Regions from separate parts of the Homo sapiens genome. Here region 1 is linked to region 2. A link is a loop called in an ENCODE intact Hi-C map of the cell type or tissue named here. Cell type or tissue: psoas muscle. All regions are shown on one strand. Each heading gives the region's core, and the rest is flanking DNA. Links, peaks and the distances in the headings are about the cores only.

Evidence for each region. Peaks named below come from ENCODE experiments on the same cell type or tissue, not always from the same donor. Only the 100,000 strongest peaks of a DNase experiment are listed, where the experiment ranks them.
Region 1: a loop joins it to region 2, with 4 times the contacts of the local background. A loop is called at or near these places in 1 of 110 quality-filtered maps.

Annotation. Positions count from the first base shown.
Region 1 is chr5:132,210,173-132,220,767 of GRCh38, reverse strand. P4HA2 (prolyl 4-hydroxylase subunit alpha 2) reads left to right here. Exons shown (of 15, transcript NM_001017974.2): 2 at 2,124-2,223; 3 at 2,920-3,016; 4 at 3,420-3,571; 5 at 6,715-6,852; 6 at 10,245-10,484. The coding sequence starts at 2,142. MIR6830 (microRNA 6830) reads left to right here and starts at 2,850; the gene lies at 2,850-2,919. In psoas muscle, for the core only: no CTCF peak of the experiment used is centred there; a DNase peak (open chromatin) is centred at 5,237; H3K27ac peaks cover 2,117 bases.
Region 2 is chr5:132,435,625-132,446,219 of GRCh38, reverse strand. The region is part of intron 2 of CARINH (colitis associated IRF1 antisense regulator of intestinal homeostasis); the gene reads right to left. Among named protein-coding and RNA genes, the nearest start is that of LINC02863, 14 kb to the right of the region's middle. RefSeq lists an enhancer at 427-1,106. In psoas muscle, for the core only: no CTCF peak of the experiment used is centred there; DNase peaks (open chromatin) are centred at 6,449, 7,132 and 8,439; H3K27ac peaks cover 3,991 bases.

The sequences.
Region 1 (10,595 bases), core at 1,456-9,455, 230 kb after region 2:
ACCCTATCTGTGATTCTTTGAGGCTCTGCCTCCAGGCTGAGATTCAAGAATGGGCTCAGTCTAAGCCAGATCGCACATTCCAGAGAAATCACAGCTGGTATTCATGTAATGAAGAAACCTGGCTTTCCCTGAGTGTTGTGAGGTATGAACCGTAGATGATAGGAGCAGAATGATTTGAAAGGAATGGACAGACTTCCTCCCTGGAATTTATCTGGCCTCTAAAAAGGTATGCAACTGCAACTGGAGACACACCTGGGTAGAGATGCTGGGTTCCCCACTTCCAACCATGTCTGGTTTGGAACCTGCCTGGGCCCTGTTCTCCCACCACCCCAGCTCTGAGGAGCAGTCAGCTGGTCCCTTTCTGATCACAGATACATCCTCCCAGCTCTATGTTTTCACTGTCCCCTCCCTACATACATACAGAAGGTGCTGAGCCTGAGCCAGTCAAGCCTTTTGAGGAACAAGAAACAGACACCCAATCCCTTAGGTATAAGGGGCTTGTGTAAGCAAGAGAGAAGCCTTCTGAAATCCTGGGATAGAGAAGACAGTATAGTAAGGCCTTGGAGCAGACCTGTGGCTAGAACCAGGAGGGCCTGGACTCTGCCTCAGGGCAAGCCCAGGCTTACTCACTTTCTCTTGATGACTTGCTCTCTTCTGCTGCTCTAACTCCCTAATGGACCCCTTAGCACAATACGCCCTACCCTGCAGCAGGTTCCAGGTTGGAAGATAATTGTCCTGTGTGTCTTGGGACCCCCACACCTAGACTATGACAGGAAGACTGTCAGCTCTGCAGACATTTGGCATAGGCATGAACACATGGCGCCATTCACTTATGCTTTCCTTCTGATAGAGGATCCATTTGCAGATGGGAGTTGTGGTTGGCCTTCTCTGAGCCTAACCTGGAATCTCAATGGATTAGGATTTCTTCTGAAAGAGTAAGATGAGGAATGGTGGGTGTGCTGTGTGTCTAATCAAGTATGGCGGGCAAAAAACTGATGAACTGGCATTATCTTAGACTTAGAATTCTGTCAGATAAGGCTTATGTTTTTTTGGGAAAGCATTTGTATTTCCTTTGTTTTGCTTGCTTTGTCTTAGTGAATTTCCATTTGAGCACTCCAGTGGGGTGCTCAAAAGCAGGGCAGGAAGAAGACCGGCAGAGCTGGGGTACAGATGGGTGCTAATCCTCCAGCACAGTCTAGGCTGCATGGCTGAGCTGGGAGACGGTATCGGAGGCTTCTGTTGTGGACTGAGGTTTACTGCCAGTGGGGTTTGTCTCAGGTTGTGCCTATTTCTGGGCTGATGAGAAGACAGTAGCTGGCCCCTTTCCCATGTCAGCAGCCCAGCCTGAGGTTTTGGCCATGTGTGCCATATTCATTTTTGTATCCTGAGTGCCTAGATCAGTGCCTGGCATCTGCAGGTCTTCAGTAAATATTTGTGAATGAATGGTGACGGGCCAGTGAGAACAGTGTCTGCCAAGGAGCCTTACTACAGGAAGAACACTGTCTACCTAGGAGACTGTCTCCTCTGACTGCTCTTTCTCTGGCAGGTGCAGACTGACAAGGGTTAGTTTTATTCCTCTTCTGGCTGGCCATCTGTTGTACACCTTAGTTTGGGTGTTGGTACTCTGGAGGATATTGTGTCAAATTATCTTTCTGTTATTGTCTCTCATGTACTGTTGCCTCCTTGTGGGCAGGGACTGGTTCCCCAAAACCTGGCACTGTCCTGGCATATGTGTTGGAAGGTAAGATAGAAACAAACAGCAGTCTGTGAAATAAGAAGGAGTGGGCCAGAATCTTGGACTGACAGACCATTGGAACCCGAGCTGACTGTACCCCACTGCGATTCCGCCTTCTCATGGTACAGGTGGTTGCTGGGAGTTGAGAGGATGGGCTCTCTCCGCAGGGCACGTGACTTCCCAGAGCAGGGACCAGAATTGAGCACACATCACTGGCTGCACGCTCTTTGTTCTTTCTGCTGTTTGTCCTTTTTAGCTTCTGTGTGCTAGGCCAGGATTTTGATATGTTTGATTATCTGCATATGTGTGTACATGCCTATGTGTCTCCTCACCTAAATTAGTCTTTTTCACTTTGTTGATCCAGTGATTGTCATTGAATGCCTTTCAGACACTTCCCTCTGTGACCATGAAACTCTGGGTGTCTGCATTGCTGATGGCCTGGTTTGGTGTCCTGAGCTGTGTGCAGGCCGAATTCTTCACCTCTATTGGTACGTGCCAACAGGACTGTCGTCTCCCTGACACCTTGGCTCACATGCCACGGATGTCTCTGGCTGCAGCCTGTTCTCATTTAGAGTGGGATAGCCTTAACTACTGGTTTTGGCCAGTTCTGAGGAGAGTGGAACTGGCAGAGTTGCTGTTTTCCCCTATAAGATCCCAATGATCTGGATGTTCAGGGAGCCAGATGTCTGAATTGGGTCTTTCTTCCTGGGAAGTGCAGGCTGCACTTGGGCTCTCTGGTCTTTTTGACCACCTTGCCCATGGACCAGAGAGTGGTTCTGAGCAGCAAATCCTTTGTATCCTGAGGATCAAGCTTTTCCTATCCTTCCGACCTAAAGTTCAGAGCTTTTTATCCTGTGGTGAGCCCCCAGGATATCCATGCCCCAGTGTCATGACCAGCTATGTAACAGTCGGAGAATGAGATTTAGGGCTGCTTCTTGAGTGACATCCAGTGCACTTATCTCAAACATCCCCTTGGTGCCTCTGCCTCTTTCTTCCTGAAGTTGCGAGATAGAGCCCCATGAGTGCCTAGGCCCCCTTTAACTCCAAGTCCCCATAATCCTCAGAGAGCTGACATGTTCTTATCCCAGGGGACTTGCTTCTGTGCTGGTATTCTGTGCCCCAAGGAAGGAGGCTGGACATCCCTCATCTGTTTCTCACTGGTGTCTTTCTTCTCTCCCTTGCAGGGCACATGACTGACCTGATTTATGCAGAGAAAGAGCTGGTGCAGTCTCTGAAAGAGTACATCCTTGTGGAGGAAGCCAAGCTTTCCAAGATTAAGAGGTGTCCTAAGTCCCCAACCATCCTTAGTTGGCCTTCCTTCCCTTCTGCCCCTCAAGGAACAAGGAAGCCATCCAGGGTGCCTATAAGAGGAAACCTTTGAGAGGGTGATGTGGGGCTGGCCTGGTTACTTCATGCCAGTGCTTGAGAGGAGCTAAGTACATGGGCTAAGGAGTCACTGTTTATTTTCTATTTAAGACCTTTTCCCTTACATTGGGGGTCCCAGCTGTTATCTAGATTAAGGGGCTAGAAGTATCTGTGGGGAGTTACTGTATTCATTTTTCATTGCCTCTTGATGAAAAGGGCCCCAGAACCTGGCACCAGGGAATTCTCACTAGGAAAATTGTCACAGGTCAAGACCTATGTGGGTGGACGCATTAGTCTTCCTTTTCCTCTGGTTCCACAGCTGGGCCAACAAAATGGAAGCCTTGACTAGCAAGTCAGCTGCTGATGCTGAGGGCTACCTGGCTCACCCTGTGAATGCCTACAAACTGGTGAAGCGGCTAAACACAGACTGGCCTGCGCTGGAGGACCTTGTCCTGCAGGACTCAGCTGCAGGTGAGGGACGGTGAGCAGGTGCTTGAGTGAGCCCATATGTTTGTGTGCTCATGCCTGGGTTGTTGTGTCTGAGCCTGTCTTGGGTCTGGGTGTTGGTGGGCAAGTACATTGTGGAAACAGGACCCTGCTGGTCTCATGGCTCTCTCCCTTCTCTGTGGGGACCTGGAAGTTGGCTGGCCTTGGTTTTTAACATGTAATGATGTTCAGTTCTTTTTTTAGCGTCTTTTTTTTAGTGTCTGTCTTTTCTTATTTTTTGCTAATGACATTTTTCCAATTATACTTTAGTGATACATGTTTATAGAAAAGTCGGAAAACACAAAAACAAGAGAATTATAATTCTTAATCCAGTTGCCCAGTGGTGAGCATTATTAAAATTGTAGTTTTTCTACCTATGCATATACATTTAAAAAATGGAACTATACATACATACCAGGGCATGCAAACTCAGTTGCTTGGAGGGACAATGAATTTACAAGTGTCAAGTGGGCTGGATGGTGGGGCCAGGGCAAGTTGGGGAGCATAGGTCTGATCTAAATTCATTCCTATTCATATGTTTTACAAACAAAGCATATCTGTTGGTAGATTTGTGACAGAAGAAAAAATTCTGTGAATTTCTCAGCTTCTTTATATGCCATTCAATGTTCTTCTGCAACATGATTTTAATGGCTGGATGGTGATTACCTGTCAGATGGTGATAATCTGTCATACTGATAATACTGTCAAATGGGTCAAGTCATTGGATATGGGATTTTTTCTGAATTATCAGCACCTTTTTACATATTTCTTGGTGTATACTTCTGATTACTTTTTTAGGGTAAGTTCCTAGAAGTGATATTACCGATGAGAGTGTGAACTTTTTAAAAGCTTTAAACTATACTTGGTGCTTTTATTGTGATAATACTTTTTATGCCCTAATACTTTTCTGTCAATAAGAAGAGATGGTACGGTGGGCCTGGAGGTGGGCTCTCCTAACTCCTAGCCCTGGGTTTAGTCCCCTGGACTCACTGACTTTTTTTTTTTTTTTTTTTTTTTTTGAGACTGAGTCTCACTCTGTCACCAGGCTGGAGTGTAGTGGCGGGATCTCGGCTCACTGCAACCTCTGCCTCCGGGTTCAAGCAATTCTTCTGCCTCAGCCTCCTGACTAGCTGGGACTATAGGCACATGCCACCATGCCCAGCTAATTTTTTTTTGGTATTTTTAGTAGAGACAGGGTTTCACCATGTTGGCTAGGATGTTCTTGATCTCTTGACCTCGTGATCCACCCATCTCCACCTCCCAAAGTGCTGGGATTACAGGTGTGAGCCACCATGCCCGCTGCCTTTTTTTTTTTTTTTTTTTTTTTTTTTAAAGGGACAGGGTCTCACTATATTAGCCTAGACTGGAGTGCAGTGGCTATTCACAGGTGCGATTGTAGCACACTGCAACCTTGGACTCCTGGCCTCACGTGATCCTCCTGCCTCAGCCTCCTGAGTAGCTGGGACTATAGGCACAGTGCCATTGTACCCAGCTCTTCACTGCCTCTTTTCCCTGAGCTGTGAGTGCTGATTAACTTCAGACTAGCTGTCTCTCTGGCTGAGACATTTTAGCCCATGTGGCCAGACTGGGTTGGGCCTGGGGGCAGGGTGGCCTCTGGAGAGGGATTGGTGAGCTCAGCCAGGCTGGAGCTGTGCCCAGTGAGCTCACTGCCTCCAGAAACCACGGCTGCCTTTCCCAGACTCCCGCCTCTCCGCCTGGGCCTGCAGCTCGGGACAGGCTGTTCTGCCTGCACGGCAGGAGACTAAGCCTACCCAGATGACCTCCTCTCTCCAATCTTGTTCTCCACACCCTACACTCCCACCATCATCTGGTTCCTTTGGAAAACCTTATGATTACCTGGAAGGAGATAGGGCAGGCCCAGAGAATAATTGGTTGTTTTCATCTCTGACTTTGAGTTCTTGCCCCTGAAACGAGCAGGGCATGCTGACAGTGTGGCTTTTCCTGGCAGCATGTTCCCCTACTCCCACCCCACCAGATTCTAAACTCTTTAGAGTCCCTGACCATGTAGCTATGAAGACAAGGAAGGCAGGGTTACAGCTTCTTGGTCCCTGTCCCCAGTTATGGCTGAAGTGGATGTTTAGGTCTGAAGTCATAGGTGGCAGTGGATACAGCTACTCTTGGGAAGAGGTTGGGGAAGGAATGGCCTTGTTGTTCCCCTCTCACTTCTCAGCTTAGAGGCAGAATTGAAGGCCCTAAGTCAGCCTGGGAAGGCTTGGCTCCCACCTGGGATTGTAGGAGGTACACATCTTACTTTACAGCTAGGGCTTGGAGTCCCAGAAAAGCCTCCTTGGAGTACTTCTGTGGTCAAAAGCTCTCCCACGCTTCAGGCTGTGGTCTTGAGCACCATAACTGGAGAGCCCATGCCCTGAACTCATTGAAGGTCTGAGTGGTGGGAGTACAGAGGAGAACAGGCCCACCGTGGTCTCTTAGGGGACGGACCTTGCTGGGTTGGTGCAACCCCACCTTGGTCCTTGGCCTGTCTAGGTGGTCCTTCAGCTGTCAACCTAGGGGGAGGGGGATGACTTCCAGGACTTTCATCATCACCTTTCTGGATGATAAGTGCCAGTGGTCAGTAATGAGTGGCCAGCTCGGCTTCATTAGTTAACTGTCATTGTCCCTTGGACTCCTCAACTTGAAATGTGTGCTGGAAGTCTGTGTTTACCTGACTAGCCCAATTACCCTGGATCAAGGTTTTCCATGGGATTTATTTTCCACTGAGTGGTTGACAGTTCTTCCTGAGTCCTCTCCCGTGCTCTTCTCAGTTACCCTCTCTATCCTCTGTTTCTTCTGTCTCCACCAGCTCTGACTGAATGATTTGGAGCCAAGACTTCTGGACTCCTAAATATTAACCAATATGGGGGGCTGCTTCTACTTAGTTCCAAAGAGCAACACAGGCAGTAGGTATGGTGAGGAGTAAGAAAGGAAAAGTCCCCATAGACTGGAGTCATCAGGGACAACTTCCTGGTGGAAGGGGGCAACAGCCTTTGAGGGAGGGGGCGGGGAAATTTCACTAGCCAGAGACCCTCTTTGTGGCTGCCTCTCTGGTCCCAAGTGGAATTCTGCCCCTGGATCAAGGGTAATCTCTTGTTCTGACTCTCATTTGGAAGGTTTTATCGCCAACCTCTCTGTGCAGCGGCAGTTCTTCCCCACTGATGAGGACGAGATAGGAGCTGCCAAAGCCCTGATGAGACTTCAGGACACATACAGGCTGGACCCAGGCACAATTTCCAGAGGGGAACTTCCAGGTAACTCACCACTCCAGGCGTTGCCTGTCCCGCATGTGTCTCTTTAGTGGCGGGACAGGTTGGAGCCACCACCAACTTGTGGCCTTTAACCTCGGGTGCACCTCTGGTGCACCTCTTGGCTCACCAGTTTGTGCTGGACTCCCTCTCCCATGACAGGTTTCTCCCTCAGCCCCTGCCCTGCCACCTCCCTCCATGTATTAGCCAAGGCCCTCTCCTCTTGCATCTCAGAGAAAGCCAAAGTTGCTGCTCAGGAACCCCCTCCACGTCTGTCCCCAGAGCACCACACAGATCTGCATTCAGACCTGCTTCTTGTCTCCCACCCTCCAATGTCTTTTCATCTAAGGCTGATCTGGGCTTACTATCCCCCTGTCTTGAGTCCTCTTAGTTACAGTCTCTGCTCCTATACATTCTGTCTCCACCTCTCTGGGTTCTACCCTTGAGCTCCCATATAGGCTCTATTCTTGCTCATCTTAACACTTGCCTCCCTCGGTATCTGAGAGTCTTTCGAGTCTTTGCTGCTGATTCATCTCTTCTCCCCTCCTGGTTAGGCTACTGGATAGAGTAATCTACACTCTGTCCATTTTCCTGGTTCCCATATACTCCTGAACTCACAGTATCTGGCCTTTTTCCCCACTGTCACTGATGCTGTTCTTACAAGGTCATCAGTGGCCGCTTGGCTGGTAAACCCAGCGAACAAGGTTCACACATAATGTTCTTTAACTTCCCAGCAGCATTTGACAGATAGATTGCCTCATTCTTTGTGATGTTCTCTCCTCCTTTGAATTCTGGCATACTGATATCTGCTTCTCTTTTAGCCTCTCTGGTCATTTTCTCTCAAGTGGCCCCTCTCCCACTGACTTCCCAGTGTTAGTGTTTATAAGAAGATGTTTTGAGGGCTGCTGGAGACAAGTAACCCCAGCGATTCACTGTGTGAGGCTCATGCAGACCCAGCTTATTCCAGCTCCAGAACCTCAGCTGCCCCCTTTAGACTCCATTAGAGAGAGGGCAGTTCAGGGCACCTGCAAGATCTGTTCACTCTGTAGCCTTGAGATTGGTTGCTTGGAGGAGGGAACCATACCCTGGCGTTGACCTCTCACGTTCACTCAGCAAACCCATGAGTGTCCTGAATAGGGTTATGGGGCAGAAAGGAATTACTCCCTAGGACTCCATCCTTACCTCATCTTCTCCCTGAGCACCTTCCCCAGGTGAGCACAGCCATTTCCATCACCTGAGGTGGATGACATCCAGATCTGTGTTTCTTGCCAAGGCTTGTCTCCCGAGCTTCTAACCAGTGTAGACGGATGCCTTTGGGACATCTGTACTTGAATGTCCCATGGACTTCTCGAACTTCATGTGTCCTGAACTGAAATCCTCATCTCCTTGTAAACACTTTACCTTCCCCCTCATCCTTCTATCTCAGCAAAAAGGACCTCCATCCTCTGGCTGCCTAAGCCAGAAGCCTAAGGCCTATGGATTCTACCTCCTTCTCTCATGTCTTCCGTGCTTATCCCCTGACTCCAGCCTCACAGCTACTTTTTTCTCAATTTGATTATCAAAATACCATTCTGACTTGTCTCCTACCTCCAGCTTACTGCTTAAGACCATCCTCCATGTGGTCTTAAGCACACATTTGTTCACATGAGTTCCTGATTACTGTGCTTAATTTCCAAAGCTAAACCCAAACTCCTCCTGTGTGTGGTCTTTGGGGTCCTGCATGACTCCATTTTCCTGGCTTCCTTGCCCATTGTACTCAGCTTTCCCTATCACTCAGCTCTTTTGTCTCAACCCCTCTATAGGAATACCTTTACCCATGTCAGCTAGGCTACTCCATGTCTGATTGCCTATCAGCACTCAGCTCAGCTGTCACTCTCCCAAATGCTCTCCAGGGAGTAGACATTCGAGTTGGCTCTGGGGAGGATGCTGAGTGCCAGGGAGCCATTCTTAGCATTCTTGGCATCTGGGAGACATGTTGATAATAGCTACTGGTCATTAGCATCCTGGGGAGCATAGGAGACATCTTCATATGTCATCTTATTGAATTCTTGCCACAAGCTCTTTAAAATTGATGATATTATCTTTATTTAGAGATAAGGGGACTGAGACTTAGATATGGTAACTTGTCTATAGTCACACAGCTGGTTGGCGCCCTAGTGAGGCCAACACAAACCTAGTTTAGTTCAGCTCCAGAGCCCCAGCTCAGTCAGCTATGTTACTCTGCCCCAGCAATGTAGGTTCCTGGGCCTGCAGAGCCAGAGGAGACCTGTGGAGAAGGAAAAGGGGCTCCAGGAGCCCCCCAGTCCCTGGCCTACCTAGGGACTTCATCTTGTGTTTACTGTCCCCAACTTCCTATTCCTCGTTATTGGTTCCTGAGCCACCGGGGTTAGCAGACCCTGGTCTCTGAAGCATTTAGCCTACTGTGTAGTGGTTTCATTCCAGGCAGAAAGAGCCTTCTCTGAGTTCTTTTGTGTCAGCCATGCCCAGGTTGCTGTTAATGGGGCTGTGGGGAGTCTTCCTTGCTTTCCAGGGAGAGTCACAGCCCCCACTTCCCCTCCATGGTATCTGCTTTCTCATTATTCTCTGAGGAACCACACACATAGTCTTTCCCATCTTGAGCTCACCCTAAATCCTGCATCTCCCTATAGCTGCTTCTTCATATTGGCTTGAAACTATCTTCATGGTCACTTTCCAGCACTCCCTCTACAGCAGATGACCTTTGGTCATAAGACCCACTGAACTGATACTCAGCAAGGTCCCTGCCACTTAACAGCCAAAGCTGGCACTGCAACCTTGGCTCTTGGCCTCCCTTGGTGTCTCTCACACCACTCCCGCTCCCTCTGTTTCTCCTATCTTTAGTTCATTCTCAGGGTTATTCATTGTCTGTTCTTTCTGGGTAGGTGCTCCCTGGAGCTCTGGCCTTAGTCATCTTCTCCATTCTTTCCTCAGAGTTCCTGCAAGCTATTTTCCTCACCCATGGCTTGGTTGCCACCTAAATTTATGTTTTTTATATTCAGCTAATTTTTCCATCCTCTAGACTCATATGGCAAACTGCCCACCAGACATCTTCTTCTCTGTGGTCCACAGGACCTTCCCACTGTCCTCAACAATGCTTCCTGGTGGGTTTCTGGGGCTCCCCCTAAAAAGGCCCCTTCCCACTTGGGAGATGGGGAATCTGAGGCTAAGAGGTGGCTGTGAACCCCAGTCCAGGGCAGGGCTGGGCCATCTGTCTGTGCTCACTGTGTCAGTGGCCCTTTAGGATATGCAGTCTAAATGTCCGATGGAGTTCTGCTTGGTGATGCCCCCTATCCAGTGGCTCAGGCTTTCCTTGAAGTGGGAATCTCTTTCCCTAATCCAGAGGCTCTTTGGAGCCTGACAATTTACTTCCCCTGCTGTAGGAACCAAGTACCAGGCAATGCTGAGTGTGGATGACTGCTTTGGGATGGGCCGCTCGGCCTACAATGAAGGGGACTATTATCATACGGTGTTGTGGATGGAGCAGGTGCTAAAGCAGCTTGATGCCGGGGAGGAGGCCACCACAACCAAGTCACAGGTGCTGGACTACCTCAGCTATGCTGTCTTCCAGTTGGGTGATCTGCACCGTGCCCTGGAGCTCACCCGCCGCCTGCTCTCCCTTGGTAAGGAGATTCTAGGGGAAGGTAAGATGGGAATGGAGAGTGGCAGAGGAACTGCACTGTGCTGGCATCTGCCTGACCCCTCTCCTGGGACTGAGTCAGTTTACCCTGTCA
Region 2 (10,595 bases), core at 1,579-9,578:
GGAGCCACTCAGATGCCAGAGGCTGATTTAGTCCTATGACATGCCAGGTCTTGAGTTTTCCTCCCCTGAGGGCCTGATCAGTACGAAAACAATAGGCCTCTCCCATAAACCCAGAGAAATCCAAGGGGATTCCCCACCTCAGCAGGAAGAGGGTGTCACTCTCTGACCCCAGAATAGAGACCACCTCCATCCTCCCTTGAAATCCCCTGGGGAAGCTTCTCCTGCCCTCCGTCCCTGGGGAAAACATTGGCACGGTCAGGCCTTCAATCTCTCTTTGGGGAGGGGCTGCCAGGGAATGCTCAGGAAACAGAAGGTTCCATAGGAGTAGCAGGGCCTGTCCTATCCCTGACCCAGCCTTTTCCCTAAATCCTCAAATTCCCCACAGGGGCTGGCAGGGACAGTCTATGCTCCCCGTAAGAGGATGTCCTGAGGGCTAGTGAGTTCTAGGGTAAGGTGGGAGGCCACCAGATGAGGGTTTGAATCCAGGCTCTGACATTCCAGCCTCGTCTTGGGCAAGTGACTTCACCTGTGGAATGTGAGCTACGAGGAAGGAACTTAGATTTGCGCCCCTTAGCATTCAACAGGGGCTCTATAAATACCAGGCCAGGCCAATGCATGATCCTTTCTGAGCCTCAGCTGCTCATATGTGAAATGGATGACACCTATCTCACAGGTTTGTTGTAGGGACTAAATACAACTTAATACAGTTAACACTCTACTGTTTGAGAAACATTAGAGTCCAAAGCCCTGGAGGGCTACTTCCACCACGCCCCATGCTTTGTAGTCTCCTCTTTTTGGCAGAACTAGTTTACCTCCACACTGCTACTACCACACCCTAGACATACCTCTGGTGTAGTATGCAGCACATTGTGTGTGTACTTGTCCAACTCCTCCATGAAGCTTCAGGGCAGTTAAAGACAAGAATTTTGCCTCTCTATCGTCTGTGCCTCTGAATGACACTATGAAGTAAGCAAGGGCATTATTTCCATTCTACAAATGAGAAAACTGAGGCTTAGAAAGATTAGATGCCTTGCCCAAGTCACACAGTGGAGAGTAGGAGAGCAAGACCTAAACCTGGTTCTCATTTCTGGGCCTGTGTTCTGTAAACCAAAAAGAAAATTCCAAGGTACTCCCCAGCTGTCTGAATAGACCCCTCCTCTCGGCCAAGGGCATTCCAAAGTTAACCTGAAAAACTAGTTTAGGCCATGATGGGAAGGGGGAGCCAGACATGCCTCGTTATACCCTCTTCCCTTTTGGAATTACTGACTCTTTAAGACTGATAAGAGATATTTACAGTCCATTCTCTCTGAAGCCTGCTACCTGGAGGCCTCATCTGCATAATAAAACCTTGGTCCCCATAGCCCCTTATCGTAACCCAGACATTCCTTTCTGTTGCTTTCTATTGATAATAACTCTTTCAACCAATTGTCAATCAGAAAAATTTTTGAATCCATCTATGACTTGAAACCACCCCCACTCCCCAACCTAGTTGTCCTGCCTTTTTGGACAGAACCAATGTACATCTTATATGCATTGATTGATGGCTATGTCTCCCTAAAATGTATAAAACCAAATTGTGGCCTGACCACTTTGGGTACATGTTCTCAGGATCTCCTGAGGGCTGTCTCACAGGCCATTGGTTACTTATATTTGGCTCAGAATAGATGTCTTCAAATATTTTACAGTTTGACCGACAACTCTATTCTAGATGATTCTCTTGCAAAAGGGAGTTGGAGGTGAGAAGGAAGTGAGCCAATTCTCATGTCCCTGAGAAAAAGGCAGGCAGAGCTTCGAGAGGAAGGAGGTGCTTGGGGAGGCAGCAGGACACTGCACTTGCCTCAGCCCCATCCTGACTCCCCGTGGATCATCGTGCATGCAGCAGCTGTGACCCCCAGAGGCCTCTAGTTCAGCATAAGCTGAGGCAAAGGGGGCCCCCAGGTTCCCTCTACTGGTGTGAAGCCCAGCCGGCAAGGGGACTGGGGATCGGCGGCCCAGAGTTGATTGTTGTGGCCCCAGCAGCAGGATGATGGCTGTAGAGCACCTGCTCAGGAGTTAGCCTATCTCCAGCTATGGGGCGGGAAGGCTCCCTACCAGACCACACACATCTTGATGTACTCACCCTGTGAGCCCAGGACCCCTGTGATACCTGCTGAGGTGAAGGCTGAATGAGTGAGAGCTCCCAGCCTCCAGCATCAGGGCATTAGGGAGAAGAAGCAGCTAGACTCAAGCCAGGGATGCAGAGGGAGGGAACAGGCATCAGGTAGTAGGTGTTTTAATGTCACCTACCTCTTATTATGTTGTATGTTTCTGGAGGATGGGTCCATGGCTGATCCATCCTTGTGTCTCTACTACAACCAGCAGATTACTTTACAGAGAGTTGATACTCAGTAAGTACAGCTTATTGAAGGTGTAACCAAAAGCCAGTAGGCAGGATGACAGATGGCATCCGCCTTGCATGTCTGGGTCATCAGGGAAAGGGCCAATGTCCAGTGTGTCCTGACCAGGATGGTTCTGACAAGGACATCCATAGCATCCACAGAGGGTGCTCCCTCCCCAGGCAACAAACTCTCCCTCCCTCCTTTCTTTCTTCCTTCCCTTTTTTTTGAGATGGAGTCTCACTTATTGCCCAGGCTGGAGTGCAGTGGCACAATCTCGGCTCATTGCAACCTTCGCCTCCTGGGTTCAATTGATTCTCTGGCCTCAGCCTCCCGAGTAACTGGGATTACAGGCATGTACCACCATACCTGGCTAATTTTTGTATTTTTAGTAGAGATAGGCTTTTGCCACGTTGGCCAGGCTGGTCTCAAACTCGTGACCTCAGTTGATCTGCCTGCCTGGGCCTCCCAAAGTGCTGGGATTACAGGCATGAGCCACCGCTCCCAGCACACTCTCCCTTTCTTAGCCAAAGAGACACCACTTGGAGGAAACTACCTGGATCTAGGTGCTTCCCTAGTGACAAAAATGGACTGGGGATGTGGTATAAATCCTTGCCCCTGGGAATCTGGAAGGGACCTATGATATGAGAAAAAACAAACAAACAAACAAACAGACCAATTATCTCTTTATTGAGACCAAAACTGCTGCTTTTGCCTGAATGGTCAGATTGACTGATTCCTCTTCCACTTGCCATCCCCACTGCATGCATGGCTACAAATAATCCTGATGTTGCACATTTAAAATAGTGCCTTGCTTCAATTGCTTCAGTCTATCAGTGTAAACTGTGTCTCCCCTGGCAGGTATGCTGTGGGGGACAGTGCAGGGCTTGTCTCTGTAGGACCAAACTCAGTATGAACTTATCACCTGCCTGTGTGTACAGCTTTAAGCTTCAGGTAGAGGGTGTTATAAACCCTGGAGTAGGACTTCCCTAGAGAACAGGTCATTACACTATGTCCATCTATTGAGGCCCTAAATTAAGTCTACAGAATTAGGCCTAAACTCCGCAGACAGTAGCCAAAGGTCTCAGGCTCTGGCCCACTCCACCTGTCCATCCACACCTCCCTCTCATCTTGCCCTTCACTCACTTAACACAGTGCCCAAAGGGAGATGCAGTTGCCTGGACAGGCTGGCTTTGGCTTAAGCTAGGGGTTCTTAAAGAATAGTCCCCAGACCAGCAGCATCAGCATCACCTGGGACTTGTTAGACCTCCTGAATTGGAACCTGTGGGATGAGACTCAGCAAACTGTTTTAATGAGTCTTCTAGGTGATTTTGGTTGCACTAAAGTTTGAGAACCACTGGGTGAGCCATTCCCTGAGCCCAGGTTGCCTTTCTCAGCCATTTTCTGCCTATTATAATCTCAACCACCTTTCAAAGTTCAGCTCAATACCATCTCTTTTGGGAAGCCCCCGTAGTCCCCCAAGTACTTGTGAAGGCCTCTTCCTTGAACCGACAGCTTCTTTGTCACCCCATCCCCCATTCTAGTGAAAGACCTTCATTTCTGCTTCTCTTTGCAGCATGTATTTTCTGCTTTGTTTTATAGTAAACTTTGAGCAGTTGTTAACTGCCTTCCCACACTGATTCCCCTCTAACACACAAATGTTACTCTGTAAAGGCCATGTCTTACTTCACTCATTCTTTTTTATTTTTTATTTTTGAAACAAGGTCTGGCTCTGTTGTCCAGGCTGGAGTGCAGTGGCATGATGTTGGCTCACTGCAACCTCTGACTCCTGGGCTCATGTCATCCTCCCACCTCAGCCTCCCAAGTAGCTGGGATTACAGGCCTGTGCTACTGCGCCCGGCTAATTTTTGTATTTTTAGTAGAGACAGGGTTTCCCCATGTTGGCCAGGCTGGTCTCGGTCTAGACTCAAGTGATCCGCCCACCTTAACCTCCCAAAGTACTGGGATTACAGGAGTGAGCCACTGCGCCTGGTGCAATTTGCTCATTCTTTGAATAAATGTCCACTGAGGATCTGCTCTACATGGCGGGGGCTGTGCTAGGCACTGGGGTTCAGACAAAGGTGCACCCTTATACTTATCATCCAGGAGCCAGTGGGGTGAATGGCAAGGTGGCTGGCAATTGCAATACTTTGAGTAGCACTGAGACAGAATGCTTCCAACCACAGGGGGCCCCTCATGCCCCTCCCTGTTGGGACCCACCCAAAAAGTAACCTCTGTTCTAACTTCCATCACCAGAGATTAATTTTATCTGTTTTTGCCTTTTGTTTGAGACAGGGTCTTGCTCTGTCGTCCAGGATGGAGTGCAGTGGTGCGATCATAGCCCAGTGCAGCCTCAAACGCCTAGACTCAAGCAATCCTCCCACCTCAGCCTCTTGTGTAGCTAGGACTACAGGCATGTGCCACCATGCCCAGCTATTTTTTTTTTTTTAAAGAGACAGAGTCTTGCTATGTTGCCCAGGCTGGTCTCAAACTCCTGGTCTCAAGCATTCCTCCTGTCTTGACCTCCCAGAGTGCTGGGATTACAGGTATAAGCCACCGCACCCGGCCAATTTTATTTGTTTTTAAACTTCATATAAATAGAATCATACAATGTACCTTTCGGGTGTCTGGCTTCTTCCCACTACACATTATCTGTGCGATCCATGTATGCTGTTATGTATAGACACAGTTTGTTCTTTTTTAAGATTGCTGTGTTGTATCCCATTGTGTAGATATGACACAATTTAACCATTCTACTGTTGATGGCCATTTGTGTTGTTTCTAGTTTGGGGCTCTTATGGAGAAAGATACTATTAGACATAAGACAAAAACATTTTGGTTTATGTCCGCTGGTGGACATTCTGGACATTCGCACTCATTCCTCTTGAGTATGTACCTAGAGGTGGAACTGATGGTTTATGGAATGGGTATAGTCTTAGCTTTAGTAGATACTATCAAATAGTTTTCCAAAGTGATTGTACCAATGTACACTCCTACCAGCATATAAAAGTGTTTGCCAACATTTGGTATTATCAGTCTTCAATTTTAGTCCTTCCTGTGGGTATAGAGTTGTATCTTTTACGTTTTAATTTGCTTATTGGCTATTTATATATCCACTTTTAAGATGTTCCTGTTTAAGACTTTTGCCTATTTGCTTTTTTCTTATTTACTTACAGGAATTCTTTGGACCTTCTGGATATAAGCCCCAGTCGTCTGTCGGATATGTTACAGAGAATATCCTCTCCTCTTCCAGTCTCTGGCTCGCCTTTCCACTAGGTTTTTTGTTTTTTTTTTTCTGAGACAGAGTCTCGCTCTCTCACCCAGGCTGGAGTGCATGGCATGATCTCGGCTCACTACAACCTCCACCTCCCGAGTTCAAGTGATTCTCCTGCCTCAGCGTCCCGGGTAGCTGAGACTACAGGTGCCCACCACCATGCCCGGCTAATCTTTGTATTTTCAGTAGAGACGGGATTTCACCATATTGGCCAGGCTGGTCTCGAACTCCTGACTTGTGATCCGCCCATCTCAGCCTCCCAAAGTGCCGGGATTACAGGTGTGAGCCACCGCACCCAGACGCCTTTCCACTCTTTAATGGTATTTTTGATGAACAAAAGTTCATAAATGTTCAATTTACCCATCTTTTCATCTATGGCTAGTGTATCCTGCTTAAGTAATCTTAGTTCCAAGAAGTCCAGTTAACAGAAATAACAAAAATTACTAATATTAAAAAAGACAAAGAAGTGAAGGAAAAAATTGGATGGTGGGTGTGGGAGAAGGACTGCATCAGATCGTGAGAGTGTGCTCACTTGACTGTGCTGTGCAAAGCCCGGGCCTTGTCCTGTGTTGTGGTATGGATGGGAGCTGAACCCCCAGGCAGTGCAACAAACATGCCCTCTGTTTGGTTCAGATGCTGCACCAGGTGGTGGAAAGGGCTCTGTGGGCTGTAGGGGGACCCTGGCTCAATGGCTTAAGAGAAAGATCACTCCTTTTCATGTGTGTTAAGCTGGGTCTGACCCCCAAACCCTGGAGACTCCCTTTAGTCCAGGCCCTGCGCCTCTGTGCCAGAGCCTGCAAAGACAGCAGTGCTGACACTTGTCCAGCTGGCTCACAAAGGGGAAATTCTCCCCTCCTTGAGTCACCACATAGACAGGAGGAGCTTCAAATAACAAGCGCTCGACTCCAAACGATCCCTATGCTCATTTCACGATGCTGCATCACTTTCAAAATCCCCTGTGATGCTTGTGTATGAAGTCTAGATCCAGAAACTTTCCCCATGTTTTCCCCAGTTTGAGTAGAACAATACCCTGGGAGTCACAAGCTACATCATACAATTGACTTCCCTAAAAAAAAAAAAAAAAAAGAGATCTTGGACTCAAGGTTATGAGTTTGCAGTGTCCTTTGCAGGGTCTTTTAAATCCCCTAGTGGCATATGAAACTCTGGATGTTTGTGAATTTTCCTGGGGAAAGGGTCTATGTGTGCCATCAGATTCCGGAAGGGGTGTATGACCTCAAAAAAAGGTAAGACTCACTGGACCGAGTCCCCTTTAAGGATAGTTTGCAGTCCTCTTCTGCTGGGAGGTGATGGTAGTAGGCTTGCCAAGAGGACCTCAACCTACCAGATGGATGCGATCTGCCATCCACCTCCCCAGCATAAAGCCAGTTCATAAAGCCAGCTCCAGCATCTCTGGGGCAGTTTTCTTCCCATCCAGGGTCAAGCTCTTGGCGGCTTAGAGATGCAGTGTGCCAGTCCCAACACCATGGCTGTGTGTCACTGCAGATGAAGGCATACTTTTTTTCTAGGACGTGCAGTGACCCCACTTGGCAGCAGACACTCATTTCTGATATTTTTGTATGCCAAGTCTTGGGTAAAACAACTAAGTGATCTCTTAAGGACCCAGGTTCCTTTTTTGTCCCTGTTCCTTGCCCCTCACCACCACTTTTTCCATGTGCCACCCTCTCATAAGAACTCAGAAGCCCAGGGTGGAGTCAAAGGGGTCTTTTAAATCCCCTAGTGGCATATGAAATTCTGGATGTTTGTGAATTTTCCTGGGGAAAGGGTCTATGTGTGCCATTAGATTCTGGAAGGGGTGTGTGACCTCAAAAAAAGGTTAAGACCCACTGGACCGAGTCCTCTTTAAATGGAAGTGCATGGATCAGTTTGATAAAATTAATTTATAGTAATGAGCTATGTATCTTTAGCTAACTGCACTTCTAAAAAGACATCTGGGAAGGGAGAACGCTTAACTAAAATTATTATTATAATTATTATTTTTTGAGATGGAGTATTGCTCTTGTCGCCCCCAGGCTGGAGTGCAATGGCACGATCTCAGCTCACTGCAACCTCTGCCTCCCAGGTTCATGCAATTCTTGTGCCTCAGCCTCCTGAGTAGCTGGAATTAGAGGTGCCCACCACCATGCCCAGCTAATTTTTGTATTTTTAGTGGAGACAGGGTTTCACCATGTTGCCCAGGCTGGTCTTTAACTCCTGACCTCAAGTAATCTGCCCACCTCAGCCTCCCAAAGTGTTGGGATTATAGGCATGAGCCACTGCACCTGACCTAAAATTATATTTCTAATGACAAAACTGAGGTACAGCTCATAACTAAATAGGGGAGAATGACATTAAAGCCACTCCCATCACTAAAAAAGACCAATTTTTCTGGTCTAGATGGCTTTTTAGAGGCTCCTGGAGCAGGAACAAGGGGTTAGTGACTACGATGTGTCAAAAGAGACATAGGCATTTCTCAGATAAACCTCAGCTCTTCCGGCTTGAGAGAAGGAAACATTCCCAACATGACTTAGGGGCCCAAGGACCCTGTTTCCACCTCATATCAGATTGTCAAATGGGAAGGGTGTGCCTAGAGCACACACTCCCTCCTGAAAGGGCTGAGTCCCCAGAAGACCTATGTCTGCTCCATCCTGGGTCCCTGCTCTCTCCTGGAGACAAGATACAGCTGCCTGTATGAGTAGCAGTCTGGGGCCTCCTCCTCCCTCCCTCTGCCCCACCCCACTCCTCCCTGCCCGCCCCCATACACACTGGGTTCTTCCTCCCCTGCTCTCTCTCAAGAAGCCAGGCCCCTGCCCCCACTCACAGTCAGAAGGAAGTGATTCTGCAAGGCCTCCCAGGGACTCCCAGGACTGGCTCAAGGCATCAGACTGTTAAATAAGTGGGATTTTTTCAGTGTTTGTAGAAACTGTTGTTTAAAAAGATGTAACCATCCAAACTGTTTATGTAACCCTTGGGAAGTCTCAACAGATATGGTTCCCTATTTATAACTGTGGCCAGGACTTTAAAAATACAAGTGGAGGGGGACTGTCAAAATCAGAGAGGTTGTCACGTTACAGTTGTATGCTTGCATAACTGAATTCAGTATTTTGCTCTAATTTGAGAAGTTTCTTTTTATTCACTTTTCTCCTTTTCTGGTTTTCTCTTCCTTTGTTGTCCACTGCTGTGCACCATACACTCCTGACATTTTCTGAGAACATCAGAACTATTTCTCTGAAGTGGAGGTTCAAAATAGGGGTTTTTAGAATGACCAAATAATAATGAACACTAAAATTCATTTCAAAGCCTAGGACTAGTCTATTCATACTGATATTCCTAGTCTACAAGGGTAAACATAGCTGTCTTCTCGCCGCCAGCCCCTACACCTGCAGGGGCCTGCTCTGTCTCTGGGTTGTCCGCTCTGGAGGTAGGTGTCAGACCACCTGGTCTCACTTTCCTAGGTCCAATCTCTGGATCTATGGCAACAGAATCCACAGGTCCCTATTCCCATACAGGGGGAATGCAAAGTTGCTGGGGGACAATCACAGTGCAAAGCTGAGATCTGGGCTTCTTTCTAGAGCCATTCTGAGGTCTTCATCACTCACACTAACAATCCAACTAAAACCTGGCTCTTGTAGGAACACATCCTCTTCTTTATTAGGGAGGCTGTTCTCTGAGTTAACATAGTAGCAGTTTCGTTCACAGATCTTTCTGGCAAAAAAGAATCCGACGAGAGCTATGCCTCCACCAAAGGCACAGTTTGATAACACTTTGGGGAAGGATGGTTCATAGCTCCTGAAGAAGAAAGAGTCTGTGATAAGAACCTCTGGCCCACAGGCTTCTTCACACTACACAACTTCCAAAATCCCTAACCACTGCTAATAGCTAGGAGGAGGATAGTGACTGTTCCCAACACAAAGAGATGACAAACATTTGAGATGGTGGATATGCTAATTACCCTGATGTGATCACTATACATAATATGTATTGAAACATCATTATGTACCTTGTAAATATGTATAATCATTATAACACACAATATGAGGTCCCAGACAATGATAATACATAATAATTATACGTTTATGGGATACATAGTGATGTTTCAATATGTATAAATTGAAGTGGTGTGAATTATGTATAAATTTTAACTACATTAAAAATTACAGAAAAATAAATTTTAAAAAACAAAACAAAAAAAATTCTTAACTGCTGTCAAGCTAGCACTGACAACCGAAGCCTCAGCCCAGTACCTCCCTGCTTCCACCTGTGCTGACCACCCTAAGAGAGAAGGCAGAGGCACACAGCCCTTACATCTTGGTGGGGAAACCCTAGGGTTTCCTCTGAGGGCCTGACAGTTTGAAGGGATTGAAAATGAGTGGAGGGTGTGGCCACCTCAGCTCTAGCCTCCTTCTGCTGAGGGACAGTGGCCAAGGAACATCCTCATAGATCCAAAGGAAGGTGGAGAGTCCCTCTTTGTCCTCTCCACCCACCTCATCCCCACCACGCCCTGATGTCACTCCCTGCTGTACCCACCCCGGAAACCCTTAGCCACTTCCCACAGGTCCACTCCCAGGGAAGTTCTTTAATTGGTGGATGTGGGAAAGAGGAAGAGGAAAAATATCATTTCTACCTTCCCAATTCCCTGTATCCCATGAGCCTCCAGTCTGAAAATGATTACCCATCTGACCTGGAGCTCTCATCCTAGGTATCATAATGGCTCTTCTTTTACCCATAAGGAGAATGGGTAATGAAGAAATGCAAAATCCCAACTCATGAAAATGTGGTTGAAAAAGGGAAGACCCATAAAAGTTCTCATTTGTTGACCAGAGACAATAAAGTGATTACTTAAAAAAAAAAAAACCCACCTCTGGGGTCTTTCCAAATCATGGAGAAAAATAAAAACAGGGGAAGACATGCTCTAGTCTTAAAACTCCAATGTGGCCCCAGACTGGTGA